Linked DNA regions of Mus musculus: regions 1 and 3 are each linked to region 2. The links are chromatin loops, found by intact Hi-C in ENCODE. Cell type or tissue: heart. All regions are shown on one strand. Each heading gives the region's core, and the rest is flanking DNA. Links, peaks and the distances in the headings are about the cores only. Region 1 has its middle 10 kb from the start of Gm34325. Region 2 holds the start of n-THgtg3 (a tRNA gene). Region 3 overlaps Gm34325 (a long non-coding RNA gene).

What was found. Hi-C counts contacts between places; a loop is a spot of excess contacts. Peaks named below come from ENCODE experiments on the same cell type or tissue, not always from the same donor. Only the 100,000 strongest peaks of a DNase experiment are listed, where the experiment ranks them.
Region 1: a loop joins it to region 2, with 9 times the contacts of the local background. A loop is called at or near these places in 24 of 42 quality-filtered maps.
Region 3: a loop joins it to region 2, with 2.3 times the contacts of the local background. A loop is called at or near these places in 4 of 42 quality-filtered maps.

Annotation. Positions count from the first base shown.
Region 1 is chr2:122,553,863-122,564,531 of GRCm38, reverse strand. No RefSeq gene overlaps it. Among named protein-coding and RNA genes, the nearest start is that of Gm34325, 10 kb to the left of the region's middle. In heart, for the core only: a CTCF peak has its summit at 5,990 (motif pointing right); a DNase peak (open chromatin) is centred at 6,021.
Region 2 is chr2:122,376,485-122,387,153 of GRCm38, reverse strand. Gm39918 (predicted gene, 39918) reads right to left here. Exons shown (of 3, transcript NR_166177.2): 2 at 1,522-1,660. n-THgtg3 (a tRNA gene) reads left to right here and starts at 9,720; the gene lies at 9,720-9,791. n-THgtg5 (a tRNA gene) reads right to left here and starts at 9,186; the gene lies at 9,115-9,186. It also overlaps the pseudogene Gm24409. In heart, for the core only: CTCF peaks have their summits at 5,965 (motif pointing left) and 8,422; DNase peaks (open chromatin) are centred at 5,263, 5,623, 6,243, 9,643 and 2 weaker places; H3K4me3 peaks cover 2,184 bases; H3K27ac peaks cover 1,638 bases.
Region 3 is chr2:122,572,725-122,583,393 of GRCm38, reverse strand. Gm34325 (a long non-coding RNA gene) reads right to left here. Exons shown (of 3, transcript XR_003953895.1): 2 at 3,077-3,132. Among named protein-coding and RNA genes, the nearest start is that of Gm34325, 8.4 kb to the right of the region's middle. In heart, for the core only: no CTCF peak of the experiment used is centred there; a DNase peak (open chromatin) is centred at 1,893; H3K27ac peaks cover 1,389 bases.

The DNA of each region.
Region 1 (10,669 bases), core at 1,884-9,883, 180 kb before region 2:
GTCGAGAATTGACAAATGGGACCTCGTGAAACTGCAAAGCTTCTGCAAGGCAAAAGACACTGTCAATAAGACAAAAAGGCCACCAACAGATTGGGAAAAGATCTTTACCTATCTTAAATCAGATAGGGGACTAATATCATATATATATATAAAGAACTCAAGAAGGTGGACTCCAGAAAATCAAATAACCCCATTAAAAATGGGGCTCAGAACTGAACAAAGAATTCTCACCTGAGGAATACAGAATGTCAGAGAAGCTCCTGAAAAAATGTTCAACATCCTTAATCATCAGGGAAATGCAAATGAAAACAACCCTGAGATTCCACCTCACACCAGTCAGAATGGCTAAGATCAAAAATTCAGGTGACAGCAGATGCTGGCGAGGATGTGGAGAAAGAGGAACACTCCTCCACTGTTGGTGGGATTTCAAGCTTGTACAACCACTCTGGAAATCAGTCTGGCGGTTCCTTAGAAAATTGACATAGTACTACCGGAGGATCCAGCAATACCTCTCCTGGGCATATATCCAGAAGATGTCCCAACCGGTAAGAAGGACACATGCTCCAGTATGTTCATAGCAGCCTTATTTATAATAGCCAGAAGCTGGAAAGAACCCAGATGTCCCTCGAAAGAGGAATGGATACAGAAAATGTGGTACATTTACACAATGGAGTACTACTCAGCTATTAAAAAGAATGAATTTATGAAATTCTTAGGCAAATGGATGGACCTGGAGGGCATCATCCTGAGTGAGGTAACACATTCACAAAGGAACTCACACAATATGTACCCACTGATAAGTGGATATTAGCCCAGAAACTTAGGATGCCCAAGATATAAGATACAATTTGTTAAACGCATGAAAGTCAAGAAGAATGAAGACCAAAGTGTGGACACTGCCTCTTCTTAGAATTGGGAACAAAACACCCATGGAAGGAGTTACAGAGACAAAGTTTGGAGCTGTGACGAAAGGATGGACCATCTAGAGACTGCCATATCCAGGGATCCACCCCATAATCAGCTTCCAAATGCTGACACCATTGCATACACTAGCAAGATTTTGCTGAAAGGAATCAGATATAGCTGTGTCTTGTGAGACTATGCCGTGGCCTAGCAAACACAGAAGTGGATGCTCACAGTCAGCTATTGGATGGATCACAGGGCTCCCAATGGAGGAGCTAGAGAAAGTACCCAAGGAGCTAAAGGGATCTGCAACCCCATAGGTGGAACAACATTATGAATTAACCAGTACCCCAGAGCTCTTGACTCTAGCTGCATATGTATCAAAAGAAGGCCTAGTCGGCCATCACTGGAAAGAGAGGCCTATTGGACACACAAACTTTTTATGCCCCATTACAAGGGAACGACAGGGCCAAAAAAAAAAAATTGGAATGGGTGGGTAGGGAAGTGGGGGGGGTATGGGGTACTTTTGGGATAGCATTGGAAATGTAATTGAGGAAAATACATAATAAAAAAAATTACCAAAATAAGTCGAGCAGTGGTGACACACACCTTTAATTTCAGAACTTGGGAGGCAGAGGCAGGTGGATTTCTGAGTTCAAGGCCAGCCTGGTCTACAAAGTGAGTTCCAGCACAGTCAGGGCTATACAGAGAAACTCTATCTCGAAAACAAACAAACAAACAAACAAACATTACCAAAATAGCCTACTGAATAACAAAGCTACATTTTCTAAACTTCCCTGTCTTGGTAGTCTCTTGTCTTGGTAGTCTCTCAGAGGCAGGGGGAAGATGAGGTATTTTGAAATCTAGTTTAAGAGAGATCTTAATCAGGATTGGGGAGGGGTGATGGTTTAAGGACGTGGTTACAGAGAGCAAGGGTCTGGAGACCAGCGGCTCCATCTTGTCGGTAAGTGAACAACCTGACTAACTGAACAGGTTGGTGTTCAATCTAATGGAGTTGTTTTAGGTTGAAATACTTAATTCCAGAATAAAGAATTGTTTCCACTGCCTGTTGGGAAATTTCTCTGTTCTGGTATCTTAGTGGTGAAATGGGAAAAGAAAGCATTGCAACTCTAAACTGTAACCTGTGGGGACAGCAGCTTCAAAGTGGAGAGGTCTCCTTGCCTCTCTTCCTTCTGCTTTTGAAGGTGTGGGGAGGATGTTGCAGTTAGTTGGTTGGTCTTGTTCATTTCTTTGGTTTGTTTAAGGGGTGGCTATAGACTGAACCCAGAAGATTGAACACAGAGCACGCACTCTGCCATTGGCCTATGCCCAGAACCTGCTTTCTTTTTAATTTTCATTTTATGTATTTTTAATTTCTGCTATGGTATCTTTGCATTTTTACAGCATCCTTTTAAATGGTATTTTTCCCCCCTCAAAGCTTCCTTTCTAGGGAGGGGAGCCTGCTATATCTTCTTTTACTATCAACAGTAGATCTTAAGGTCTTTAAATGATGTTTTCTTGCCAATTGTATGCATTTCTTTTCTCTGGAGGTATTCTTTGAGTGTCTGAGGTGATCTTTAAATCATATGTTTAAGAGCAAAGACTATCATACCATATCAGCTAAGGAAGACAAAAAAGCTCTTACAGTCTGCTGTATAACACAGCACAATAAAAATGTATTGGCTCCTGGTATATAAAAGAGATCAACGGTCTTATCCCCCTGTGAATCATGTAGACAACAATAGTGAGCAACCTTCAGGCAAGATGTGGCATGGCTGTTATGGTAGTAACCAATCACTTTCTGATTCGGTTTGAGACCTGCTCCGCAGATAAGAACTCGTGTCTGATTAGATAAATTGGTGAAGATACCGTGGCTAATGGAGCCCATAGACCCTAAGAGGAACCTACGACCATTGTTTTGCTCAGTGCTCAGTTATGCTGTCAAAAAGCTCAGTTATGGTGTCAAAAATACTCACGTGTATACATATATATTAGTGTCTCACCCAGTCTTCATCAGTGATTTTTTTTACTGCGGATGGCAGTTAATGCAGAAATAGCTGGCCCAAGTGTCTACAGTAAATGACGATGGAGTTCTTAGCCCTAAATGAAAAAGCATGCCAGAGCCATTACATGCCTGACTCATTGCGGCTGTGGTTATCTGCGAAAGATCAGAGCCCTCAACATTTCATCAAGGATGGGGGAGGAGCCATGAAGCCCCTCCCATCCCCTATATTCTGATTAGTGGTTCACAGTTCTGGGGGGAGGGGTGTCAACATTCTGTGGTGTCACCACTGTTAAGTTGCTTGTTAAGTTCTATTAGGTAACCTCCTGCCCATACTCAGGCAATAATAAACTAACCGAACTTACTGGGTCACACACAGAAAGACACAAAATCAAGATGGAGACTTTCTAAGAAGAAAGGGTCCAGTGAAAAAGAGAGGCAGACGGACAGACAGACAAACAGACAGACGGATGAAAGAAAGGATAGCTGGTGGTAATAACTAAAATTCATCATGTTCACATATGAAACTGTCTCACCATAAAAGGTTTTGAACTTTGTGTGGACATTTCACCTTGAGTGATCTTAACACAATAAAATAAAACTGTGGAAAAACTCTGAGACCCACAACAGGGATGGTACAGGATAGGAGGGAGGCTGAGGCCGCCTAAGTCTGAAGAGTTCCTTAAACTTGGAGGCTTCTCCAGTTCAGGCTAATGAGTTTTCCAGTGGGGAATGTCTGAAGAGGTGAGTCTGGCTGCCTGCGGGGCAGTGGGTGTGGGGGAAAGAGGAAGTGGGAGATAACCCGTGTGCTGCCATGTGGGAAACTATGGACCCAGCCCTTGGGGGTGGACAAGGGGGCAGCCCTAGGTACCAGGTTCTCAGCCTCCAGCATCCCATGCTGGATATCACGGAATAGCCAAGAACAAATTGAGTACCTGGGGGCGGCTCGGTCAGCTCCTGGGCAGAAAGGAGGAGAGAACAGGGGGAGAGGGCAGCACTGGATGGTTCTCACACTGGCAAGAGTCCTTGGTCCAGTTCCTGGCTGGAGCACAGGAAGGCCTTCCAGCGGGAGGTTAGATGGGGCTCCTTAGGGGAAAGCCTATCCCATCGTTCAAGCATGACGGGCCTTGATGAGCAGAGACAGTCTATGGTTTTAGAGCTTTATTGTAGAAAGGCAGGGGGAAGGAGAAAAGGTAGAAAAAGAGAGGCTGGCCATGGCTAAACACTGGTCCTGGCTGCCTTGAGGATGAGGAGATTCTCATGCAGACCAAGTGATGCTATGTAACCTTGCCCTTCCCCCAAGTTATCACTTATTGGTGAATAAAGATGCCTACAGTCTATAACTGGACAGAAGACGGGCAGGGTTTGGTTCCTGGGCTTGGAGTCCAATGCAGGAGACCGCAAGAGAGTGGAGAGAAGATGGAGTAGGTGAGTCATGAAAACATGGCCATGAGGGCTACCCAATTGAAGTTAATAATTGGAACATGGCAAATTAAATAACTTGGGGTTATTGAGAGGAGAGTAGATGCTAATAGCTAAGAGGGTAGATATCTGCCCTCTAGTTCTAGCTCTAGTGCTTTAAAGGCTTATCATAAGTAAAAAAGGTTTTGTGTCTTTTATCTGGGAACTAATGGGTAGAAACTCTCAATTAATATTAAATATTTACCACAACAAATTGGAGAAAGGAGAGAAGACATCTATGTTTCATATTGACTTTCACAGAATTTTCACTGTGAATACAGCAACCCTGCCCACCACTGTGACTTGTATTTTTATCTCAGACACTTTTATCCATTCAGAGGTTTCTAGTGCCCCATCACTTGCGCTTCCCTCACTGATGGTTTACTGGTTACCATTCTGTTGGGAACTAAAAAGGGGGCCCTGGGGAAGTGGGGGAAGGGAGAAAGACCCACGCCCCTCCAGAGTTCCACCTATTCTCTGGTCAGTCAGGCATGGGAGGACTGCCATACATCTTCTGCTCATTCCTGGGTGGGCATCCTCTAGCCCATTCTTCGGGGGGTGGCTAAGGGACAGCCCTACCTGGGATTCCCAGAGCTACCTTGCTAAAGTCCCAAAGTTATAGGAGAGAGGTATGAGGGAAGAGGTTCCCAACATCTGCGAGTGTGCGCACAGTGGATCTTGATGAGAAGAGACTCTCTATGGTTTTAGAGCTTTATTATAGAAATTCAGGGGAAAAAAGAGAAGGGAGGGGGCTAGAGAGGAAGAGAGAGGGGGGAGCAGAGGAGAGGAGAGGAGAGGAGAGGAGAGGAGAGGAGAGGAGAGGAGAGGAGAGGAGAGGAGAGGAGAGGAGAGGAGAGGAGAAGACAAAGAGAGAGGAAAGAGGAGAGAGGAGTGAGAGAAGTGAGAGGTAAGAAAACAAAGGGGTGAGAGACAAGTAAGAGAGCAAGGTGGGGCTGAGCAGCCCTTTTTATGGTCTTCACTGTTGCTAGGTAACTGGGGAGGAGTTTAGCCTGAAGGTCAGAAGCTTGAGCCATTGCCTACGTGACTTCTAGCCATACTTCTCTTGTGTGTTTGGGGGTTGGGGGGAGGCAACTTAGGCAGGGGCCAGAGTTCCAGGAGCATAAGGGAACGCCTACTGTGTCACATAGGTGAATTATCACTATTTCCGGGGTTCAGACCTCAGCTCAACTGGAGGCCAGCCTGTCTGTGCAGAGCCCAATGCCCCACACCACTCCACTAAGTCAGATTCCACTCTTGCATCTGCTCCATGGCTTTCAGAAGGTGGTCGCTGTTTTCATTTTGCCCAGTGTCTTTGTCCTTGTGTGTTTGTACAGTTTGACATAATTGTCATTTTAGAGGGTGTGGGACAGGCAGCAGAAACAAAAAGATGTTCATTCAATCACATCTAACTAGGATACCTGCAACGTCTAGTTCTGTTATTTAAAATGCACTTTAAGCAAGGAAGGAGTAGATGAATAACTGACCATGATATTGAGGTGTTACATCCTGGGAAGTTTATGGGAAGAAAAGGAAGAGTCTGTCTAGGAGACGCTTCACTGAAGAGATAAACTCTTAACAAGTAAGCTTGAAGGCTTCTGTCCCTCCCTCCCTCTCCTCCCTTCAGTACTGGCACACTAGGGGGTGCTGCCTACCAAGAAGTCTCAGCGGCACCCCACTGAGCCTCTCCTGTTAGTTCTTTCAGAACCCAATGAGCTGCTTCCCAGAACTCCAGCCTTCAATTTCCCACTTGATAGCCCTGCAGGCAGAGCAAGGGGACAAACTTCATCAGTCAATGGTGTAGGCCAGTCCTCTATTCTGCTAGAAAACCTAGCTATCAGTAAGAGAGATGGATGCACTTCCAAATTGGTTACTTCTTTCGAAATCCTTTCTCAGCCCAAGGGACAGTAGCTGCCCTATTCCTCTGCTGTTCCTGTATTCTGTTACCCCTAATGGTTTTCTTCATTTTACCATAGTATAATTCTTTTTCAAACCATTTAAGATTTTTTTTATTATAAAACTTTCCAGGCAAATGCAAAAGGGGGGAGTCCAGGTGCCCAGCTCCCAGTTTCTCTCTGTGCATTAGTTTTATCCTGTCTACTCTTTCATGTCATATGGCTAGAGAATTTTAAATCAAACTCAGAGATCATGTCACATATGTCACCTCTAAATAATTCAATGTGCATCTCAAAAGAAATATGTGAATAAGCAGAGTGTGATGGCACTCAGCTGTACTCCAAGCACTTGGGAAGCCAATGCCGAAGGACCACTAGATCAACGTCAACTTTCACAATGAGACCTCATCTCAAAACAAGAAAAAGAGAACTATGCAAATAGGTTTTTTTGCATAATCACAATGCCATATCTTGTCCTTAATTCCTTAATGTCATTCAATATCCAAAATGCTAATTTCTTCTATTACCTAAGAAAAAACTGTAATTATCCTGTAGAGTCAAAATTAATAACAAAAAGTTACTCATTTAACTTAGTTACATCTCTTGAGATTCTTTTAAGTCTTGGAAGTTTTGTGCATCTCTCAGTCTAGTGCAGTATCACCCCCCCCCCCATTTTACTTCTGTTTGAATTGATTTATTGATAGAGTGAGAGTCCAACACCAAGACCCTCTTCTGGTATTAGAGATGTTACTTTATTCATCTGTTTTATCTTATACATGCAATATTTGCACTAGAGGTAAAAATAATTTTTTTAAAAAGTATTTTATGTGTATGAATATTTTGCCTGCATATATGTCTGTGCACCACAGCATGTCTGTGCTTACGATCCCCTAGGACTGGAGGTACAGAGAAGATTGTCTCCCCTCAGCCCTCCTTCATGTAACATGTGGGTGCTGGGAATCATACCTGAGTCCTCTGGAAAGGTAACAAGTGTTCTTAAACATTAAACCAACTCTCCAGACCCTTCTGATTATGATTCTCAAGATCTCCCTGGGTAGGGAGATGTCTCAGTGGATAGTGTTTGGTGTTCAAACATGAGGACCTAAGTTCAGATCCCTAGGACCCATGTAAAAGATGGGTGTGATTATGAGCATAAACAATCTAGTTTCTTCACTAGCCAGCCAGAATCCAGGGGAAAATGGGAACACTAGGTTCAGTGAGAGGTCCTTTCTAGAGGAAATGAGGCAGAGAGATTGAGCGGGACACCTGAGCTCCTTTTGCCTCTGCACATATCTAGGCATGCATAATTGTACATCCATGCACACACACACACACACACACACACACACACACACACACACAAATTCCTTCTAGGTAGTGCTGTACTTTCTATGCACCGATAATGGTACACATAATGTTAATTGTTTTAGTTCTTGTGGCTCTAAGATTGATCTTTGAAGCGAGATATGGTGGTGCATACATATAAAGGAAGATCTTGTGCTTCAGGCCAGCATGAGCTACACAGGAAACCTTGTTTCAAACAATCCAAAGCCAATTTATTTTTAACTAATTTCAGGCTTAAGGAAATGTTACAGAAACAACTTATCATTTCCTCATAGCTTTGTCTAATGCTAGCATCTTATATAAGTATCACCATCAAGAACAAGAGGTCAACCGCAGTATAATGCTATTATCTAGAGCACAAAACTTATTTGAATATTAGGATATTTCCACTTCCATTTGTTTTTGTTCTAGGAGTTTATACATTAAATTTAGTTTCATTTTGCTTCATCAAGAATATTTTTTTTTTAGTGGTAGGACAAAATACCAGACAGAAGCAACTTAAGGGAAGGGCCATTCATTTTTTACTATGCTTAATTCCCAAAGAATATTTTGTATGTTTTGAAACAATTTAATATTCAACATTAGGTATAGGATCCTCAGTTATGGATAGTATTCAATATTCATTAATGATATTTTTAGGATATGAAAAGATATGAATATAAAAGTTGAACAAATGTTTATGCATTATTTGATTCTCAAAATAATATTATTAATGTTTGGTATATAAAATACATTTAAATAATAAAAATTTATGAAAGGAAAAAAAAGAATATATTTTTAGTGGTAGGACAAAATACCAGACAGAAGTGACTTAGGGGAAGGGCCACTTGTTTTAACCAGTCTCAGGATGAGAAAAGTACAGCAGTGATCACAGCAGTGAGGACAGCCCTGTCCACTGCAGCGGGAGAGAAGGCAACTTGCTCATAACTTAGTGATTGGCCAGCGAGCTCAGGCTGAAACTGGAGCCAGATCTGATCCTCTCCTGGGCCATCTAGACCCCATGTCCAGAAGGTTCCACAACCTTCTGAAATATCACTACCAGCTAGAAACAAGTGTTTATTTAAAATAAGCCCACAGGAGACATTTCACACTCAAACCATAGGATCCTAACCCTGGGCCCCAACAGGCTCATTGCCATCTCATGGTGAAAATGCATTCAAATCCAATTCCAAAGTCTTTAAGGTCTTAAAGCTCCAACACTGTCTAGAAGCCCAAAGTCTTTTCTGAGATGCGAAGCAATCTCTTTACGTTGAGTACCTGTAAAGTCGGGAACGAAATTACGTAATTCCAACATAAAATGGCACAGAATAAACATTCCCATTCCCAAAGGAAAGAGTAGAGAAATAACAGATAACCGCCGACCAGAGACTGAAACCTAGTGTGGGAAACTCCAAACCCTGCATTGTCCACCATCCAGGACTCTGGTGACCTCATCTGGAGTCCAGTGGGTGTGGGTAGCCCTTGAACCTTGGTAAAGGCCTCCATAAAGGCTGTACCAACTCTTGTATCTCGCATGCCTAAAAACCCAGTACCACATGAACAGTAACATCAAGTTTTGCAGCTAGCACAGATCTACCCTGGCCTCTCTCACCACAACTATAGTGACCTGTGTAGTTGGTAGCCAAATCTAGGGACAAACTTTCCTCAGAAGCTGTTTTGAATTAGGAAACCCTTGCATGAATACTCTTTGTTTAAGCATTCTTTTTCACGTGAATCTCCATTTTCATACCCTAAAGCCTTTGGTTGGGTAGGCCTTTGCCCTCAGCAGGCCTTTCCTAGTGTCTCAATGCAGAGAGTAAGGCTTCTCCTTAACCCTGCTTATTCCTTTAACTACTGTGGCTCCTTTGTCGTGAGAACTTTGCTCACAACTTTAACTGGGCTCAAATATCTTTCTTGGCTAAATTTCTCTTTTTACATATTTCTGTTCTTTCTCACCATAAACTTGGCTAAAAGACAAGAGTAAAAAAGCCATCAGACTCAGACAGGAGTATAGATAAATCAGTGAAAGCTGTTCAGGGAATTAAAGTCAGGAAAGGTTAGCTGAGTCCAGAAAAGTTGTAAACAGTAATGCCAGCCAGTGGGGTCTCCAGGGAGAGAGTGAGGATTGAAAAGAAAAAGACAATTAGACAACATTATAACAGCCAGTTCTGAGGCTGAAGAGGGTTTATCCTTTTCCAGTCTGCTTTTATATCATTCTAGATACATACAAACAATATGGCCAGTCCTAAGTTATAAACAAAGTAGTCAAGAAACAAACAAAGCATAAACTGAGTAGTTAAGGAACAAAGCATAAACAAAGGTCCCATAATTACTGTATTCAGGGTCTTAACAAGACCCATCAAGATACAAAGAACACCACATTTTCTGTATCCATTCCTCTGTTGAGGGACACCTGGGTTGTTTCCAGCTTCTAGATATTATAAATAAGGCTGCTATGAACATAGTGGAACATGTATCCTTATTACATGCTGGAGCATCTTCTAGGTATATGCCCAGTAGTGGTATAGCTGGGTCCTCCAGTAGTACTATGTCCAATTTAGTGAGGAACTGCCAGACTGATTTCCAGAGGGGTGGTATCAGCTTGCAATCCCATCAGCAATGGAGGAGTGTTCCTCTTTCTCTATATCCTTGCCAACATCTGCTGGCACCTGAGTTTGTGATCTTAGCCATTCTGATTGGTGTGAGGTGGAATCTCAGGGTTGTTTTGATTTGCATTTCCCTGATGACTAAGGATATTGAACATTTCTTTAGGTGCTTCTCAATCATTTGAGTTTCCTCTGTTTAGTTTGTGTTTCCATGATCTGTTCATTGAGGAGAGTGGGTGTGTTGAAAATTCCCACTATTATTGTGTGGGGTTCAATGTGTGTTTTCAACTTTAGTAAAGTTTCTTTTATCAGTGTGGGTACCCTTGCACTTGGAGCATAGATGTGAAAAATTGAGAATTCTTCTTGGTAGATTTTTCCTTTGATGAGTATGAAGTGTCCTTCCTTATCCTTTTTGATAACTTTGAATGTCAATATCAGAATAGCTACTCCAGCTTGTTTCTTGGGACCGTTTGCTTAGAAAA
Region 2 (10,669 bases), core at 1,788-9,787:
AATAAATAAATCTTTTTTTAAAAAAAGAAAGAGAAGAAAGTATACAGGTTGGTTAACTCAGTCGTTTGTTTGTTTTCTATAATCCAGTGTCTCTTAGCAGCTGTTGTTCCTGCCTCATTGGCACTGAAAAAATCCAAAGTTAATAAAGCATTATCCAGTCTATTTCTGGGAGTTCCTAGATGTATAAGACCTGTTATCTGTCCAAAAGGCTGGGAGCAAATGTGGTAACAACCTTGTGGCCTTGGTGCTGTGTGCCCCAGGCCACAAGGGCCCCTCCCTGGGATCTTGCTGTAAGCTTGTCAATCTGTAAAAATGCTTGGGGTCAGATTCCCAAAGTCTGACCAAACACTAGCTCCTAAGTCGTGTTCAAATGAACTACCTTCTTGCTTCCCTTGGCTCTTTACTAGTGTGGTGGTAGTGGTTGCAGAGGCATGCACATAACTTGAGTATCATCCCCTCTACCTAGTCTCCCTCCCAAGTGATGGGATCACAAACATGTCCAACATATTCAGCTATCTTTATTTTTAATTTTAATATTTAAGACTATCAGTCTTCTATTTACCAGAAGCCACACAAGCTTTGATAAGAAATATTAAATTAGCTGGGCAGTGGTGGCACACGAGGCCAGCCTGATCTACAAAGTGAGTTCCAGGACAGCCAGAGCTATACAGAGAAACCCTGTCTCGAAAAACCAAAAAAAAAAAAAAAAAAAAAGAATCGGTCTGAAATCAGTGCCCTTGCTGGAAGGACCCCAGGTCAGAAAGCACCCCTGTGTCTTCTGTCCTCCTCAGTTGTGGGACAGTTGAAATCTGTGAGTGGAGAGAGATCTGTCCTGCTGAGAACAGCAGCTCCTCCTGACCTCTTTAGCCCTTCCCCACCTCTAAGCCGCTGAATGAAATGATTCAGCCACCCATAAAAGCAAAGAGATCATTGTAAGTAAGTTAGGGATGTAGCCAGCAGAGCTGAGATGTTCTGCTGCCCTAGCGTGAGCAGAGTGAGACACCTGCCTCTTGCTCTAGGTTCTAGGCTGGCCTGCAAGTTCAGCTCAGTGGTAGAGCACTTGGTTAACATGCCTGGGACCCTGCTTCAGACACCCAGCACCATGAAGAAATAAACAAGTTAATTAATTGTTTTAAAATTATATTCAGGGGCTCAAGTAAATAGACATACTTAACCAAGATTTTAAAAGACTAGAGCAGTCCAGACAGGGTTGTGCATGTCTCGAGCCCTGGCAACTTGGGACGTCAAGGCACCATGGGCTTCTGCAAGTTTGACACCAGCCAGGTGAGTTTCAGGCTACCCTGTATGGCTGTGGTCCTGATGAGATGAAGGTCCTGCCTTCTGACAGATAGATAGATAGATAGATAGATAGATAGATAGATAGATAGATAGATAGATAGATAGATAGATAGATAGAAGGATGGATGGATGGATAGATAGATAGATAGATAGATAGATAGATAGATAGATAGATAGATAGATAGATAGATAGATAAATCTAAAAGAGAAGAGCACACTTACCTGGCAAAAGAAAGACCATAATCGAATCGAGGTGGTTTTCTCAAGGTGAGGCCCATGCCTTGCTCCTGAGATGCACTGACACCTATGGTTTCTCCACTGCCACATGATCTGTGATATGGGGAACTGTATTCATGCTCCCCTTTAAATAAAAATAAATAAATACCAGAAATAAGAAAGAAAAACATAAGTACATGAGGGGTACAGCATCATAGAGACACTGTGTCCAATGGCATGAGCAAGAATGTTTGGAATTTGCCACAAGGCTTGACACTCTTTCCATTGGCCCCAGTCGCCTCTTTTACCCCAAATTACTCTGCTTCTGTTTGGTTTGCCGCTAGGGGACGCTATGTTGCTTTTTGCTTTGTACACATGAGCACATCACTTGCCTGTGCAAAGCTTGGTTTCATCTCAGGTAGAAACACTTTCAGTTTAAGCAGTAGTCTTTTTAGTTCTGGAGGAGGCCTGCTCATAACCAACAAAAATGCCATTGCCCCACAACTCTCTAGACACTTGTGACTTAAACAAGTTCTGTCCACAGCTGGCCTCCATGGGCTCAAAGGTACCAGAAGAGCCCTTATTATTTATTCTTTCTATTAAGTTTATTTTATTATTGCTGCTATTGTCACTACTCACCATCATCATCATCATGTGTGTGCATGGTGAATGAAGTGGGGCACATGCCATAGCACGTATCTGGAGGTCAGAGGGCAACTTTGTGTAGTTGGTCTGTTCTCTTTCCACCTTACGTGGGTTCCAGGTATGTAACTCGGGTCACCAGGCTTGGGTGGCAGGCATTTTCACCCACTGAGTCAACTTGCCAGGTCCCCTGTTAAGTATCTTTTCCTTAGTCTAAATGGTGCATTAGTTTCTTTTCTGCTGCTGTGATAAAACACCATGGCCAAGACAACTTATAGAAGAGTTTATCTGAGCCTGTTGTTCAAGATGGACAGGAGTGCATCGTGACAGGAGGGCATGGCAGTAGGAAGCAGGCATGGTGGGAAAAGCAGAGATGGCTGGCACTCTCAGCATCAGCACGAAGGTAGGTAGGCTTTACTCTCAAAGTCCCCAGTTGTGCTCCTCTTTCTAGCTAGGTAGGCTGCAGCGCCTAAACCTCTCCAAACAGCACGACTGACTGGGAATCAAGGGTTCCAATGCCAGGGCCTAGGGGGCATTTTCTCCTAACCATGGTGTTGCTTTGCCAGTCCTAGAAGAAATAGATTCTACAAATCAAAGGAGCTTAAAAACTCCATGTCCACCACGGAGGCCTGCCGACACTGGAGAACTTAGCCTACAATTACTTCCCATTATGGACTGTATCATGTTCCTCTAAAATTTGAATATCAAACTCCTAAAACTCATACTTCAGGCCAGAGCCTATGTGGAAGGCTCTAAAGAAGTTAAAATGGGACTAGTCTAGTGTATTCCAACAGGAGCCCTTCTATGAGAATTGTATCTCCAGAGAGATAACATGGGTGTGCACTCACAGAAGGAAGAGTGTGAGACAGCAGGGCCAGCATCTGCAAGCCCCAGCACAAGACCACTGCCATCTCCATCCACAGCCCTCAGAACTGTCTCCCACTGAGGCACTCGCTCTGCTGCACTTTGGTAACTTTCTGATCTGTCATCCCAACACTTAAGGGGCAGTGGCAGCAGGGCCACAAGGCTGGGGTGGCCTGAGACATTGACAACGTGACTGTTCCTGTCATGACTTAATTCAGAGCTTGAGCATCCAAAGAAATTAATTCACAACTCCCAGCAGGATCTTCGCCCATCTGATTAATTCCTCAGCAGGGTAGGAGATCCGACACTCAGCTACCTGTCAATAGCCCTGTCCGTGGTAAGGTGTGCTGTTTGATTTTGTGCAGGTAACTGTGGCTTCTGAGTTCATGAGAGTGGAAGCCAGCTACATCCTGTCCTGGGGGCAGCACTTCACAGCACCCCTCCCACTCTGCAGTTCCTCCATCCTCCCCATCTCCTCTTCCAAGATGTCCCCTGAGCCTCAGCAGGGTTATAATGCTATCCTGTCTAAGGCTGCACATCGGGCCTTTTGTTCTCAACACTTTGACTAAGAAGCTCTGCACTGGCTGCTCCCTCCTGAAGAAAGAATCTTCTCTGGCTAAGGTTAAGAGTGACAACATCTACATCAATACTTAGGAGACAATTTGGCAAGACTATTCAGGAAAATAACAACAGCCGGTTCTATCCTAGAGCCTGCGGCCTCCCAGGCACGAGCTTTTGACCAAGATTACATTATAAGGCATCAGAGTGCCTCCTGTGGAGCAGGCCTCAACCCAATCAGACACTGGTTATCACTCTGTAACATTTGTGCACCTCGTGGCACCTCTTGCCTGGCAGGCCTGTGTATGGAAGGCCAAGCACCAGGTAAGAAAGACCACTGATATCTTTCTCCTCTGTAGTCTGCATAGTACCCTCTGGCCCTCTGTAAGATGGCCAGCAGAGAGGAAGTCTCCAGGTAGATTTGTATCTTAGTTAGGGTTTCCATTGCTCTGAAGAGACACCATGGCCAAGGCAACTCTTATAAGGACAACATTTAATTGGGGCTGGCTTACTGATTCTGAAGTTCAGTCCATTATCATCATGGTGGGAAGCATGGCAGCATCCAGGCAGGCAAGGTGCTAGAGGAGCTGAGAGTTCTACATCTTCTTCCAAAGAGAAACAGATGACTGGTTCCCAAGTGACTGGGAGGAAGGTCTCAAAGTCCACTGCCACATTGACAGTTGACGTATTTCCTCCAACAAGGCCACACCTTCTAGTAGTGCCATTCCCTTGTATATGCCAAGCATATACAAACTACCACAGTGTGAGATTGGTTGTTTTCTATGTTCTGTAGCCAAAGGGACCACACACTTCAGCAACAGGGTCTTAGTGTATAGTCTCACCATGGCAGCTAAGCAAGGCCAATGCAGAAGTTGGGGTTGGAGACCTCTAGGGCATCTCTGACCAGTAACTCCCATACTTTGCAATTTTCATGTAATAACCCATGTAGTCTGAGATTGTCATTGTCCACCCATGCAGGATAATTCTGTTAAAATTGTTTTTGAAGTCCTATTTTGAAATTAGAGTACTAACTTAGTGGCTTTCCATTAGGCTTTGTACACACCCTTAGCGCTGGTTAACCCACTCACTCTCCCCTCCTCTCATGAGAGCCTGCACCATCCCCACTTAACCCTCAGCCCTCATTTCCTCCCACACATTTTCCGCTAGCCCTCTATGTTTCGACTGTGAGGTAGCAGACTTCCACAGCGCTTAGCTGCCCAGGCCCCAGCTCCCTGACCCTTTGTACCATCTACTTTCTGCCTCTCTCCTTTCATTTACCTATAATTTACCACCCTCCCCTAATGTGCCCCCCAAATGCCCCTTCCTGGCTTCCACTGTGCTCCAGGTTAAACACACAAAAGACTTGACGCTAGGATCCACAAATACGAGAGAGCATGTGACTTTGTCCTTTGGGACCTGAGTTCCCTTACTCTGTACAGGTTCTTGCAGTTGCTGCAAATTTCATTATTTTGTTTTTCTTCAGAGCTGACTAGTGCTCCCACTAGTATCAGTGGGATATGTATGTATCAGAGGCACCGTTTTCTCAACCATCCATCTGTGGACCGACATCTCAGTTGATTCCATTTCCTGGCTATTGCACCAAGCATGGATTTGCACACATCTGTGGTAGGATGTGAAACCCACTGGGTGTGCGCCCAGGAGTGGTGTCGCTGGGTCATGTGGCAGTCCAGGTTGTCGTCCTCTGAGACACTTCCAGGTGTCTGCTTTACAAAGTGGCTGCACTATCTACAAACCCCACAACAGTGTGTAGGAGCTCCCCTCGTGTCACACACACCAGCAATGGTTGTCATTAATGATCCTGAGAGCCGCCATTCTGACTGGAGAGACATGAAATCTTAATGTCGTTTTACCACATTGACCTTTTACTTACTCTATGACAGAAAGCTTCTTCCAATTGGTCACTTCTAGAATAATGTCTGGAAACCACTCCCTGCTATCTATCTTCCGGACTCAGGAAAAAGTTTCAGGTCTTGGGACAGGAGTCAAGTCCCACAGGAACTCCTCGAGCCCTCTTATGAGTGTGGAAAGATCTAGAAACAAGAGACCAGCTGACGCGGGCGTGTGTGCCCTTGACCTGAGCTTATGTCAGGTGACAAATGCAGCTGGAAAATCAACCACTCTGGACCAAATGCTTCGTCCGCAGCTTTGTAGTCCTCCATACTCAGTATTTTAAGAGCAAAATGAGTCTTGTTTGATGAATGATGGACGGAGGGGAAGAAGAAAAGGGAGTGGAGAGGAAGAACTTGAGTGTGGAACTTCTGGAGAAGCCAGAGGGATGCCTCAACTAGGTCAGATGTGTCTCCCAAATTAATTGACTCCCCTAGTTTCTGCTTCCCAAGTCAACCGCTTGGGATAGAGCGCCTCCTAGTGGAGTTAAAGGTCGCTGCTGGAAAAAAAAAAGTTAAGAGCTGATGGGAAACCTGGAGAAATCTAACCAAAATGGAGACTGCTGGAGCTGGGATGTCCGCTGAAGGAACTCTTAACACCGCCTGCTTCTTTACGGGCACTCCAACCTAGAAAAGGTGGTGTCTAGTGACAACATTTATAGCATAAAACACAAACAAAAGCGAACAAAACAAAACAGTTTTAAGGTGAGAGCAGGGAAGGAGGGTGTCGATTGGCCGCTGAGTGTGCCAACTGGGTCATGGTGACGTCATCCCAGGCCAGGCTCTCGGGGGCTCTGGCTCTCACCATTGCCAGCCCAGAAGCCTCATCAGCCCAGATAAGCAGAAGAAATGAATCCCACCAATCTTGCCCAGGAGTCTGAACAGAAAACAACACAGTAAGGTGTACAAGCCAAGCCAAGAACTCAGGGGCTTGTCAACAGCAATGGTCCCTCTTCCCTGAAGGCAAGTCTAATGGGCAGGCAAGTCACTAGATCAGCCTGATCTGACGCCCAGAAATCAGAGCAAGGAAAACAAGCAGAGTTCCTTAGTAGAGGCTAGGTTGTCCCATCTCCAGAGTGACAATATTCCTGTCCAGAAGGGCAGCTGTCAACCTGAGCATCCTCCTGCACTCCACCCCACCCAACCCCACTGCCAGACCCTGCAGCATCTGGGTCATGCTACATTTCCTTAGCTTCCTCTGCATTCTTGGCCGTAGATATGGGTGACCAGTGGGGTATCTCAGATACCAGGTGTTTCTGAGCTGTGTTTTCTTGACTGTTTTACTGTGTTCGTAGAGAGTTGACACAGCAACAGAACAGCCTAGTTCTGTCAACAGGATGAAAGCTCTCACGTGAATGGAGATCTAACAACTCCAGCTACCCAGAAGCTAAGACAGTTTGTCAATCATCTTGCCAAGGGACCACCCCTAGGAAGGCTCACCTTAAACCATGCTAAAGAGACAAATGGAACAATTATCTCTTTAACAAAATGCTATACTTTGGCTTCCCGGAATGTCTGTTCCTGGTACAGTTCCTACAAGCTGCTATGAGATCCTGCTGGGTCTGCCCACCTTAATGAGTCCTGGTTTTAAAAGCTGTAAATATTTCCTTTTGGTTCTTTCTTGGCTATTTCTCTGCTTCCAGAGCCTATATGTGCTTTTCCACTATAGTAACTGGGCTTCCTTACTCTTTCTCTGATGCACCCTTCCTTTCTGGCTTTACTTAAATGGCTTTTCCCTTTCACTCTTTCTCTCGACATTCTCCTCCTCTGGGCTGCTAGATTGACAAGTTGCCTGCCCGGAGGAACTTTCCTTTCCTTTCCTTTCCTTTCCTTTCCTTTCCTTTCCTTTCCTTTCCTTTCCTTTCCTTTCCTTTCCTTTCCTTTCCTTTCCTTTTCTTTTTTAACTCTATGAAATTGTCCACTTTGAATAAACCTTGGCTTTGCTTCACTTTCAAACTTTTCCTGCCTTTGACTTAATTAACACATAAAATGGACCGCTTGCTGCACCCTAAATAATATCAGAGTGACTGTTCCTTCCTCCTTCGTCATCCAAGCAAAAGAGCAACTGTCTTGACCAGGTCAGTTGTGCCTGGTTGGAAGCAGCCATCATGACTGAGCCAGTGGATGGTTGCTGTTGGTCACAGGACTCTCCCTAAGACCCCAGTCACTCTTCCTGGGCACCTGCATGCCATTCTGCTCTAATTTCATGTGACCTCGGGTCTCCAGAGACAGTTTACATGCTGGGGGAGGTTGACTGAAGGGGACTCCCTCTATGTGACTTCAGGAAGAAGTCATCTTGCTGGGTGAAGACTTTCTAATGTGGCCACTTTATGGTCACCTGTCAGTAACCCCTCACTCAGACTCTATAAATAAACCCAACAACCTTCTAGTTCCTGAGGGACCTCTGACAGAACTGTACTTTCTTTGTTACTGGGACCTTAGAGAGGGAGGTCGACCTGGTTTATGTCTCCCTCAGGAGGGAATGCTTGCATCTCTCCCAAGCCCTGGTGTGGGTGCAGCTCATGGGAACAGGGCTAGCAAGGCCAGCCCAGGAACAGCTGCCACAGTCCTGGTGACTAGTCTGCTGGGTTTGGTGATACTGCCTAGATACATGACTGTTCACACAAAGCCCAATGGGTTTTCACATTCACCTACTATATTTTGTTCAGCAACACTTGTAAGGCGCAAGCTGTCCTGTTATGTGGCTTTAAACTCACCAAATCTCCTAAAATGCCAGGAGACCCAGGGAAATTACAGCCTGCGAGGGTGGTTTTTGTTGTCTTTTGTTTGTTTAGGGACTTAGGGGGTGGGGCTGCAATGAAGTCTTGATTTTCTACACTGTTCAGTAAGCTGTTCTGATGGATTATGGGTGAAAGACATTACAACACCTATCTTTCCCAGGAATGTTTCCTGACTTGCTTTGCCATCCCAGAGCCCCTAGGAGGAGCTGGAGAACTTCATTCTTCTCTGGGTCCTTTCTTGACAACCACACAGCCACCATCAAGTAAGCATTCAAGAGCTAGGTGGAAAATTCACTTCCATTTGGCCTAATGCCGAATAATAGACCCGAATTTGTGGAGCTTGAGGGTTTTTTTTAAGAGCACACAAAACAACGTGATAATTTGCTTTAATGTGAGGTAGACTGGGAAGAGGAGAAAAACACCAGCACCCACGAGGCTATCTTAGCACGCCACAGTGACCACAAAAAACTAGTCCCTTCAGTGTGGTAGTATCTTTCATTTGTCATATGATCTGAACCAAAAAAGGTTCGGTTTGTTTTCCTACCTAACCCTAATTTTAATTCTAACCCCTAATTTTCGCATTGTTCCTATAATTCCTATGCCCTCCGTGATGAACTCTTAAGTCTTGTAAGGTTTTTAAAAGACTAAAATGTGATTAACCGTTGAATTAGGAAAATAGAAAGTACCACGCAGAGATATTAACAAAAGTAAGGTGACTAAACCAACAAGCTGTAAAGTCAGTCGCTCGTGACATAGTATAGTGTTTTTGAGAATTAACCACGCATTATAATGCCTTCATCATGAGCAACAGGGACATAGGAGAATTAGCCCGGGCATTACAACGCCTTCACTAAAAAGGCGCCCTTGCCGTACCATTGTTGCCACAATGCCGTGACTCGGATTCGAACCGAGGTTGCTGCGGCCACAACGCAGAGTACTAACCACTATACGATCACGGCGAGCTACCGGAACGCCACACTGTGCTGTGTAACCAGTGCGACTCTTGAGACAGGGACGATCCATCCCCTGCCATCCCTATGCTGATGTACTGGGGGGGCCCCAGCGAACCACAACGATTGACCACAGTCTTCTTGAGTTTCTATTTGGCTTGGAAACGCACCACAAAAAGACAGCCATGAAAATGCTTGGCAAGCCCAGCGTGGTGGCGCCTAGGAACCTAAAACTCGGGACGTTAGAGGCCAGCCTGTCCCGAATCAGACACAGACTCAAAATTAAAATTAAAAATTAAATAAAAAAAACAAGGAAAAAAAGAGGCCCAGTCGGCCGCTGTTACCACTGCTGCGAAGCGGAGGGCTTCTTTACGCTAGCGCACAGATCTAGCCAGGGAAACCAAAGCGCCTGCGCACACTCATAAGTCCCGCCGTTGATAGGCAGAAACAAATGCCAGCAACCCGATGACGTCAAAAGGGGCGGGGCATCCAACACAGAAGAGACCAAGGAAGGAGTCCTGACCTTAAGTTCCCGGTAGCTCGCCGTGATCGTATAGTGGTTAGTACTCTGCGTTGTGGCCGCAGCAACCTCGGTTCGAATCCGAGTCACGGCATTGTGGCAACAATGGCACGGCAAGGGAGCTGTATTTTATTCTTCTGTTCGATTTTAATACTTAGCTAACATTCTAGAAAATTAATCTCAAACTGCCTGTTGAGAATTAGGGTTTTATACCAGCGCGGGCTAAATTAAACTGCAGGCGCACAAAAGCTTCCAGTATGTTAGAGGGATGGTGTTTGCACCCGAAGTACAGAGAATTGCGTCAGCCAGAAAAATGCAATGTATATATCTAACTGTTTTCAATATATATTGTAAAAATACGTTGGTTTTTCTTAGTCTCCTATACATACTTTTTACAAATTTCCATCAAAGCAGTAACGTAGACGCCGAAGTGATTTAAAAAAAGAAGAAGAAGAAGAAGAAGAAGAAGAAGAAGAAGAAGAAGAAGAAGAAGAAGAAGAAGAAGAAGAAGAAGAAGAAGAAGAAAGAAGAAGAAGAAGAAGAAGAAGAAGAAGAAGAAGAAGAAGAAGAAGAAGAAGAAGAAGAAGAAGAAGAAGAAGGAAGAAGAAGAAGAAGAAGAAGAAGAAGAAGAAGAAGAAGAAGAAGAAGAAGAAGAAGAAGAAGAAGAAGAAGAAAAGAAGAAGAAGAAGAAGAAGAAGAAGAAGAAGAAGAAGAAGAAGAAGAAGAAGAAGAAGAAGAAGAAGAAGAAGAAGAAGAAGAAGCAGCAGCAGCTCCGCAGAGGGTGTGACATTTGAGATAGCTTTTACAAGGAGAATGGGAATCTGTCAAACAGCAATTTAATGTACAAAGGGTTGAACACAGTCATTAAAAGGCTCTGTCTGTCGTGATTCCTCTCCTAAGTGTTCTCCCTGGGTCATTTTTAGGACCTGCCCGCTCCCACAGCGCTCTAGGGCCTGGCTCGGCTGACAGCTA
Region 3 (10,669 bases), core at 1,833-9,832, 200 kb before region 2:
TCATTTACAATGCTGTAGCTGGGCAAGTAGCTTAGGGGTAGAATGTGTTGTGCTCAGCAGCACAGGCCCTGGGTTGAACCACCAGCATCATACAAATTAAAGACATTGAACATTTGTTTTTATTTATGTGCATGTGTTTGAATATATGTATGTTCTCTCTCTCTCCCTCCCTCTGTGTGTGTGTGAGCATGTGTGAGCACATGTGCGCATGCACGTGCACACTCGTGTATACAAGAGGTCTTCAGATCTCCTGGAGCTAGAGTTATAGGTAGTTTTAAGTCACTCTTTGGAATCTGGGAACCAACTCACGTTCTCTGGAAGAGAAGGAGGCTCTCTTAACCGCAGAGCCATCTCTTCTGCCCAAAAGAAAATATATGGCATTACTAAAGCACAGACTGTAAAATTCATGTGTGTTTTAATATTTAAAAAAGAAGACCTCAAAGAAATTTTACTACCATCCTTAGCTTATCTGACTGAATTCTTATTCTCTCGGGAGTTCTCTCTGCTCTTAAGGGTAATTTGGTGACTTAAAAATACCAGGAAATCCTAAGAAAAATAATCTTATTTTCTTAGAGTGTTCCAAGATGTTCCAATCATTAAAAACTTCTATAACTCATACAAGATTGAAGAATTTTTTTTCTTGGTTATTTAAAATTTAAGGCCAGCAAAATTGCTCAGCAAGTAAAAGTATTTGCCATGCAGTCTGGTGACTTGAGTTCTATTCCCAGATATGGTGGTAAGAGGAAAGAACCCCTGAGAGTTGTCCTCTGACCTTCACACATGTGCTGCTTGTGGATACACACACACACACACACACATACACACACACACATGCACACACACACACACACACACATGACATGAACACACACAAGGACACAGACACACATATACACCGAATAATGAGCCTTCACTTGTTTTTCTTTTGGGATGATGTATCTCTATGTAGCCCAGGTTGGCCTTATCCGAAGCCCCCTGCCTCAGTTTCTCAAGTGCTAGACTCATAATCGTGTGTCACTATACATATGGCATGCATGCACTATGTATACCTACAACCTTTTAACATGCTAAGTAAATTTTCTTATGTAATTTTGTGAGCAGGCCTAACTTTCTACCATTTTTTCCCCTCTTCCAGTGACCACAAATGCTAAAAATCTCTTTCTGCCCATGTTACAAATAAAAGCTGTGTGGTTGGGTTTTGTGTGGAGGCCCAGGAGAAGGAAAAAATGTTTCCCTGAGTCAAATCTGAGACACTGAGTCTGAATATCATCCACACATCCTACCTTCAGGGACACAGGGACTGAGCTTCCTTAAGGACCTCAAAGGCCCTTTCCAGTACCATCACCTCCATAACCAGAACCTTGTGCATTTATGGCCCCTGGAATGGGCCACAGTAGACACAAAGTTACAACCGCTTTACAAGACATTCTAAAACCAGCTTCCCTCAGCAATTCCTTCTCTGTTTTTTTTTCCTATTAGTCATTTCCATTCTAAATATACAGCTATGTTATCACTTTCCCACTTAACAGGGAAAACAAAGGAAAGCTCTCTTGGCCTCACTTCCTCCTCTGGCAACTGTTTCCACTGTCTCTACAGAAAGGCACCATCCCTCCTCCCTGCCTGCAGCTCTCACATGCTTCCTCTTGCAAGCTACTTCACTTCGGTCTCTACCCTCACCTCTCCACCTAACTGTTCTCATTACTCTTTTGTCTTCCCAAGGCTCATGACCTTCCATCTCAAATGACCATCAGCAGCAGTGCTATCTAAAGGGCTTGAAAGTGTGTTCTTTATATCCTGCCTTGTCTTGTCTACATGCATATATTCAACTGCCAAGATTTCCACTTTACTATCTGATGGGCCTGCTCCAAACTGGATTTCTGGTCTTTCCTGCCAACCCTGCTCCTCCCTGGCTCCTCCTGTTGAGCTGAGGCAATCCTATCCTCGCAGGGAACAAGCAGCCATTAGCAGATTCATTACTGATTCTGCTCATTTCCTTGTTTCACACCAAGTCCCCAGGGAATGTGCCTACTTAAACTATATCCAGAATCCAACTGCTTTCTAGCACTCAGGAAACAGAGACAGGTGGGTTTCTGTGATCTCAATACCAGCCTGGTCTACATAGCGAGCTCTAATCCAGCCAGGGCTACACAGTGAGACTGAAAAATAGCAACAACAAGCCAGAAATAACAAAACTTTAGTTCCTTCATAATTTCACTGGGGATGTGGGGGTCTGTTTTCTTCTGGTTGTTTGCTTTTCTGGTGTGTGTGTGTGTGTGTGTGTGTGAGAGAGAGAGAGAGAGAGAGAGAGAGAGAGAGAGAGAGGCAGACAGACAGACAGACAGACACACGCACACACAGAGAGACACAGAGAGAAACAGAGACATACACAGAGTCAGAGACAGACAGAGACAGACAGATACAGACAGACAGACACAAAAACACAAAGACAGAGAGAGCAATGTTAGCTTCTTCAATTGCTCTCTTCTCTGTTTTTTGGCACAAGGTCTCTAGCTGAGCACAGAGTTCACCTATTTAGCGTACCAATCTGCAAGCCCTCTGGACTCTGCCTTCCCAGAGTGAGGACTATAGTGTCTTATATTTTGCATAGGTCCTGGCGATCCCAACACAAGGTCCTCATGCTTTAGCGACTGAGCCATCTCTCCAGCCCTCCCCCCATTCCAAGAAACTCAACTAAGGTCTTTTACATGTGGTTGGCACGAAAACAAAAGTTGCTGATTCTTGCAAACTTCTGTTCCACGCACCGAGGAGCCAAACGGATACTTTTCATTCCTCGTGGACTGAATCATTTCTGTGTGTTTACATCACTGAGACTCAAAGAGGCATCTACTTGCCACTTGACAAATGTGGACTCACATGAGACTCCTGTGGGAAAGAACTTCATGGCAGTCTTAGAAAGGTCATAGGAAAGGCGACCAACTGCTCTCCGTGCTACCAGCCCGTTACAAGAAAAGCTACAGAAACTCCTAGCTTATCACTATTCCCATCCAGCATGCATTTTACCCTCACCACTGCTGTCAGTCATATATTTTTGTGGGATTTTTAATCTTAAACTCACCTAAATACTCCTCCTTCTTCTTGGTTCATGCTTCCACAGACACAGTAAACTGTATCCTAAAAGGAGAAAATGAACATTACTAAATAGGTAATTCTCAAGGCTTACTGTACCTCTGAGAGTGCCAACTGCAAACAATAAGACTTTGCACTTATGATTTTGTTATGTAAATGTTCATTATTTGGGGCCCCCTATTTGTATTCTAGCATTACTTTTTTTTTTCCTACAAAAGATAAAGGAATAATAGGCTTCAGAAAATAAGAAGCAATGAACAATAAACACCTGTTAGAGCTGGGGAAATCCATAATGCCTCAGAGAACATTTTACAAATAGATGCAAGTATAGGATTCATAGAAACCTGGTGTCAAAGAAACCAGGATAAACTTAAGGGTAGAATGGCAACGCTCTTCTTAGGACCTTTGTATTAGTCATGGTTCTCCAGAGAAGCAGGCCTGAGATTCTTAAGGAACTGGCTCAGGAAGTAGATGGATCTGGCAAGTCTAACATTTGTAGGGCAGCTTGGTGGGCTGAAAATTCAGGTTAGAAACTGTAGTTGCCAGCCTTGAATCCAAAACTCCCAGGGTGGGGCCACAGGCTGCCCAGGCTGGGTTTTCATGTTGCAGTCTGAGAATTCTTTCTCCTTCAGATATTGTCAGTTTTGACATGCTGGTCCTCAGCTGATTGGATAAAGTCTGTACCCCAAATCCACTGATTTAAATGCTAGCCACACTTTAAAATGCCCTCTTGTATGATGTAACTTCTGCACTGGTATTTGACCTATTGTGAGTGGCAACCTATTCAACTAGATGCATAAAATCACCTATCTAAAGGTAGCCAAGCGGTTCCTCAGAAAATTGGACATAGTACTACTGAAAGATCCAGCAATTCCTCTCCTGGACATATACCCAGAAGATGTTCCAACTTGTAATAAGGACACATGCTCCACCATGTTCAGAGCAGCCTTATTTATAATAGCAAGAAGCTGGAAAGAAGCCAGATGTCCCTCAACAGAGAAATGGATATAGAAAATGTGGTACATTTACACAATGGAGTACTACTCAGCTATTAAAAACAATGAATTCATGAAATTCTTAGGCAAATGCATGAATCTGGAGGATATCATCCTGAGTGAGGTAACCCAATCACGAAAGAACACACATGATATGCACTCACTGATAAGCAGATATTAGCTCAGAAACTTAGAATATCCAAGATACAATTTGCAAAACTCATGAAACTCAAGAAGAAGGAAGATCAAAGTGTGGATACTTCGCTCCTTCTTAGAATGGGGAACAAAATACCCATGGGAAGAATTACAGAGGCAAAGTTCAGAGCTGAGATGGAAGGAAGGACCATCCAGAGACCCCACCCTGGGATCCATACCATATACAACCACCAAACCCAGACACTATTGCATATGCCAGAAAGATTTTGCTGATAGGACCCTGATATAGCTCTGTCTTGTGAGGGTATGCCAGTGCCTGGCAAATACAGAAGTGGATGCTCACAGTCATCTATTGTATGGAACACAGGGCCCCTAATGAAGGAGCTAGAGAAAGTACTCAAGGAGCTAAAGGGGTCTACAACCCTATAGGTGGAATAACAATATGAACTAACCAGTACTCCCCAGAACTGTGTCTCTAGTTGCATATGTAGCAGAGGATGGCCTAGTTGGCCATCAATGGGAGGAGAGGCCCTTGGTATTGCGAAGATCATATGCCCCAGTATAGGGGAATGCCAGGGCCAGGAAGCAGGAGTGGGTGGGTTGGGGAGGAGGGGTGGGGGGCAGGGAGGGTATAGGGGGCTTTGGGGATAGCATTTGAAATGTAAATGAAGAAAATATCTAAAAAAAAGTTATTGATACTATCACACACACAACACACACACACACACACACACACACAAATGTAGCCAAGGGATATTTTTCCTCTATTATTCTCCCATTGAGGAAGAAAAGCAACTCTGAGACTCTAGGACATATGCAGGAGCTCTGGAAAAAAAAAGCTAAAGTAAGTTATTTGAAAATAACAGACAGTAATCAAGTGGTTTTGATATCCAACGCTGCTTCTAAAGATTCCACAACTGTGAGTCTAGCCCTTAAAGTTCAAGAAAAAAAAATGTAGTGACATAGATAGCAATATTTGATCTTTTTTTATCTAATCAAATTGTCAATTACCATTGATACCCATTTGTTACTTAGACCCATAAAGTAAAAGATAAAATTTGCAACAACAGCAAATTAAATAATAAGATTAAATTGCAAATCTTAATTTAAAAAAATCACATAGACTGAATTTGGAAAATTCATTTCTGAACTGAGTATGTTGGCTCACATATCTGTAGTCCTAGTACTTGGAAGTCTGAGGCAGGAGGACTTCCATAAGTTCAAGGACAGCTTGGGTTATATAACAATATCCTAACTCAAATAATAATTATTTTTATTATTATAATTATTATACAATTATTACAGTTGTTTCATTCTATCTATGGTATAGATAAATATTAAGTATATAGAATAACATTCGAATAGTCAGTGAGGAGTAATAACAAAATACTACGAAATATAATTTATTATACCTAAGTGTATTTTTTTAAAAATATCTAGCTGAGTTCAAGTTCTTTGAGCTTAGGGAAAATTCTGGAAATTATGTATGCTTAACTCCTTTAGCAGTGCTACATTTTTTTTTTAAATACAAAGCATAACAATCTTTGACCCAGTTAATCTGTCTTTGAGAATGGCATCTGGCAGCAGCTTAATTAATACCTAAGTGAATGCAAACTTTGCAAACCTAGGCTAAAAACCTCTAGTGGGATAGCAAAAGTCCAAACCAGTTTTTCTACAACATTCCCTCAGAACATCTACCTATCTCTCCATCCTCCCTGGCTCGCTTCTCACTGTCAGCCCCTGCAACTCCTAACACTGCCAATCAAGAGCCAAGTTGAGATCTTAAGAAGTATCCTTTGCTTCTACCTTAAGGAACAAAGTCTTCTTAATTTGTCAGATGTATAGGAAATGACTTAATTCCTTTCTTTCTTTCTCTCTCTCTCTCTCTCTCTCTCTCTCTCTCTCTCTCTCTCTCTCTCTCTCTCCCTCCCTCCCTCCCTCCCTCCCTTCCTTCCTTCCTTCCTTCCTTCCTTCCTTTCTCTTTCTTTCTTTCTTTCTTTCTTTCTTTCTTTCTTTCTTTCTTTCTTTCTTTCTTTCTTTCTTTCTTTCTTTCTTTCTTTCACTTTGTTAAACCATGAAAGAACAAAATTATTGGCTTTCATTGAAATTTAACTTACCGGCTACCCATTTTCCCCGTGAACTTTGTGGGAGTGAAGGTGTTTACCTAGCTGTGATGCTGGGGATTGAACTCACAGCTTTGTGAGTAGCAGCCAAGTGCTCTACCACTGAACGACATCCACAGCAAATCTGTGTCCTTGACTTGCATGGATCCTCTTTGATCACTCGCACAGTTTAAAGAATTAGTTTGTGTAGAGTAGCCGTCTGGATTTTATTAGCACGTCTGCACCCATCTATGTTAAAACGGTTTCAGATTTGTGGACAAAGCTCATTAACGAGTGACGACAGTCTTAGGAATAAGGACCCAAGAAAGCTAGTTTCAACAACGCAGCCTCCGGTTCAAGGACATGGATTTGCCGAGAATGTAGTTCAGTGATAGAGCACTTGCCTGGTAGAAAGCATTGCCTTCAGCTGTCACTGTGCCTTCCTGTCGGGGGGTTTGGCTGCATCCCTGGGGAGGGCCTTATACAGCCCTTTTCTTTCTTTACTCATCGTAGATTAGCAAGGGTGCAGCTCTGCCCCTCTGGACAGTGCAGATGATATACAGCAGCACACTGATAATCATTTCCTGGCTGATCTCCTATTTTGGAGAGGGATGTTTATTTTTACATGTGCACAGCTGCTGATACATCACAAAAGTCAGAGATGTTTAATCCCCAGGACCTCGGCTGCTATAGGCACAGAGTTGAAGCCACACAGTGGCAGCTTCCGCAGGCTATGGGCCCCACTGTCATTAGCAATAAAAATTAATCTTAGGGCACATTTCCTGAAAACTTAGGAATCTAATACGCTTTCTTTAAAATGTACAGTATAAAGAAGAAGAAGGAGGAGGAGGAGGAGGAGGAGGAGGAGGAGGAGGAGGAGAAGGAGAAGGAGAAGGAGAAGGAGAAGGAGAAGGAGAAGGAGAAGGAGAAGGAGAAGGAGAAGGAGAAGGAGAAGGAGAAGGAGAAGGAGAAGGAGAAGGAGAAGGAGAAAGAATAGAATTCTGGCATATTTTTCCATAGTTTCTGACAAGAAAGATTTTCTTAGGGAAATGAGAAAGGCTCATTTATCATAAAGATGAACATGGTAACGTGCTGGGGCTAGGGAGCTGTGACAAGAAAGAACATTTTTGCTATAAGGTGAGATATGAGTGTAAAGTGGGATGTGGTGGCTTCCTGACTCTGACCCGGTTGCCTGATTTGGAGTTGAATTCACACTCCTGCTTCTGGGTAAAGCTATTTTGATAAGCTAAAATCTCAGAGTACTGCCATTCATGTAAAGGCAGCAGCCAACGATGGGGAGACACGCTGCCAAGGTCAGTGTGTCGCTGGCAGCAGAAAATGCAACTCAGCAGTGTCCACTGCCAACGCTGCAGCCCGAAGAGTCCCTTGGAGCCTCCCGGGGCCTCTGCTCAGGTCCTTGACTTCCACCACAGGAGGAGATCCTGGATGAGTCAGCGGATAAAAGTTAGTGAGCTTGTCCACTAAGCAGAAAGATCTGGCTCACTTCATGAGAGTCAAGCGTGGGGGTTAGGAGAGGAGGAGCGAGCATTCCTAATTGCCTGGGCAGTAACTACATAAGCGATTTGGGGCTCTTAATTAATCTGCAACTAAATTTCCATATTGGGGAAATCACATTCTGCCATTCCACTTTTCCATATATTTGGAACTATATCCATGACGATGAGGCTTTAAATTGATTTTAGCTGGAGAAGGACAAGCTGTAGAGACAATACATTGCCCAAAACTTTTAGTGACTTATTCATAGGTCACTAAGGGATTGTCTTTCAGGCATGGATCACTAACCACTTTTAACAATCTCATTTGTGACATGTTACCTAGAAAAGGCAGTATAATTCTTTTACAAGTGACCTGGTTAATTATGCTGATATTTTGGGCAGGAGAAAGTAATCAAAACTGGAAGGGCAGGCTGGAGAGATGGCTTAGCAGATAAGAGCACCAGCTGCTCTTCCAGAAGTCCTGAGTTCAATTCCCAGCAACAACATAATGGCTGGCAACCATCTAAAATGGGATTTGATGTCCATTTCTGCCATGCAGGCATATATGCAAATAGAGCATTTATATACATAAATAAATAATCTTTAAAAGAAGGGAGGGATACTTCTTGTGATGCCTTTGTTTTTTAACACTCACTGTCTCAAATGTGACAGTTGGGTTTATTGTGTTAAAAGACCAGATCAGTACAACTGCTGTGCTATTCACAAATATATCTGGGGTGACATCTGAAAATAAATTGTGAAGAAAATGGTAAGGCTTGTTTTGTTTAAAAATTGTGTAAGGATGTGACTTCACTAGGTTTCTTGAAGCTCCCGGTATATCCCTATATCTAAGAGTGGGCATATTGTTCCAAATGTGATGCTTCAAGCAAGTGTGAACTCTGACTTCAGATGGGGCGGAATATTGTCCTGAGTGACAACCATGCACAGAGATTCCTGTTCATTCTTGCCCTCCTAGTAGACCATACTTTAGCTGGTGAGATGAAGGAAGTGCTGTTTGTATCAGATAATAACTACTGCAAAAGAATCGGCATCTTTTGCTATGCCCCTCAGAATACACATTTGGATCTCAGGGAAACCTCAGGAGACTGGACAATGAGCAGAGTACAGATAAGGGAAACTGTTCTAGCCTGCAGCTACCCAAGAAAGGTCACTTTTGCTTCAATTAGGTTCTAAATACTCTAATCCAAATGGAACAATCTGGAATGTTTCAATGGATTTAAAAAAAAAAAGTCAAATGATTTGGAGCAATCCTGACCCACTGAAAATTCTCTCAAAGAGAACCCTTTTGCCCTCAAAAGCTAATATTCTCCATCTGCAATGAAGTTTTTAGAACCTTAACCTACCCGAAGTGTATGGACAGACAGGCAGTCCTGACACATCCCAGGATTTACCAGTGAAGGGAGCAAGGAGAATGGGGGTGTATGTTTGTAACTCAGCACTTAGGAGGCAGAAACAGGGGGATTGATGGAGATCCAGTCCAGCTTGACCCAAAACAAAACCCCACCTCACTAGAAGGCACCTAGACATAGAGCATTCTTACCAAGCAGGAAATTTACCTTATGTGTCCACTACCCATGGACACTAGCTTCCTTTGAGAATAAATGCTGACACTCTGTGTTCCAAAGATAATTAGACAGGAAGCGAAGAGTGAGGTGATTAGGAGACTTGAATTCTAGAATATGATGGAAATTCCCCTGGGGATCTCATGCTCACAAGGGACCAAAGTAAAGATGTAAGACCAGCAGGGAAACTCTTGCACAAGCTCCAGTAGCTGGTACCCTGGAGGGGTTAGAGTTGGAGCAGAGCCATATTAGACATCCACCTTGCTGCACAGGTATAAGAGGCTGTGGTTGTATTATTGAATCAGTATCTGGTGTCCTTGCCTTTGCCCACATTTAACAAGAGATTCTCCCAGTGCACATGACACCCTTCAAAGTCACCGCCACTAAAACATGGATTCCCAACAGCGAAGGTTCAGACTGGGCAGGTGTGTGGTAGGAGAGTCAGCATCACTTTCTACAAGATAACTAGGATCAGGATTCCAGTCCTCACAAATTAAAGAACCCTGGCTACCAAGCTTACAGAGCAGCCCAAGAAGCAGGAGCACTAAGGTACTTTAGTTGGTGGGGGAGGGTGCCTGATTTTGTAATTTGGCGATCCAGGTGATCAGTCATCAGAAGAGCCTGAAGTGAACTGATTGGCGGCAGAAATGCGCTCCTCTCATGGGGGAAATTTCTTAAGTGTGTGTGTGTGTGTGTGTGTGTGTGTGTGTGTGTAGACTCAGCAAAGAATCTGAGGGGCTGAGCAATTTGATGGTGAAGATAGGTTAACTAATGGAAAAGATTTATGTTATTTACCACATTACAAAAATATCTAACACGTGCAGAGCTGCTGTGACTAACTGACCCCCCCCCCAAAAAAAAACCACATCACCCAGGTAATGTGTCAGTAAGACAGAACATAAACACAACAAAAGTATCTTCCTGTCTACTGCGTGAAACCCTGGAAATACACTCATGCAATATGGGCTGGTCATTGGTGTGGGCACTAGCTTTGATTTGGCTTCAGTCACGATCTTTGGAATTTACACACACACACACACACACACACACACACACACACACACACAAGCCTTCATTCATTACTGTTTGTTTTCTAGACCCAAGATGGCTACCTAGATGAGCTCAGAGAAAACTCCGTCAATCCCCTTCACTCTAGAGTTCACTCAGTCCCCTGCTGGCTGACCATCACCAAGAGGACACTTAGAGACTCTCTAGCCCACTGCCTAGAGGTTGAATTAGCTCTCTTATAA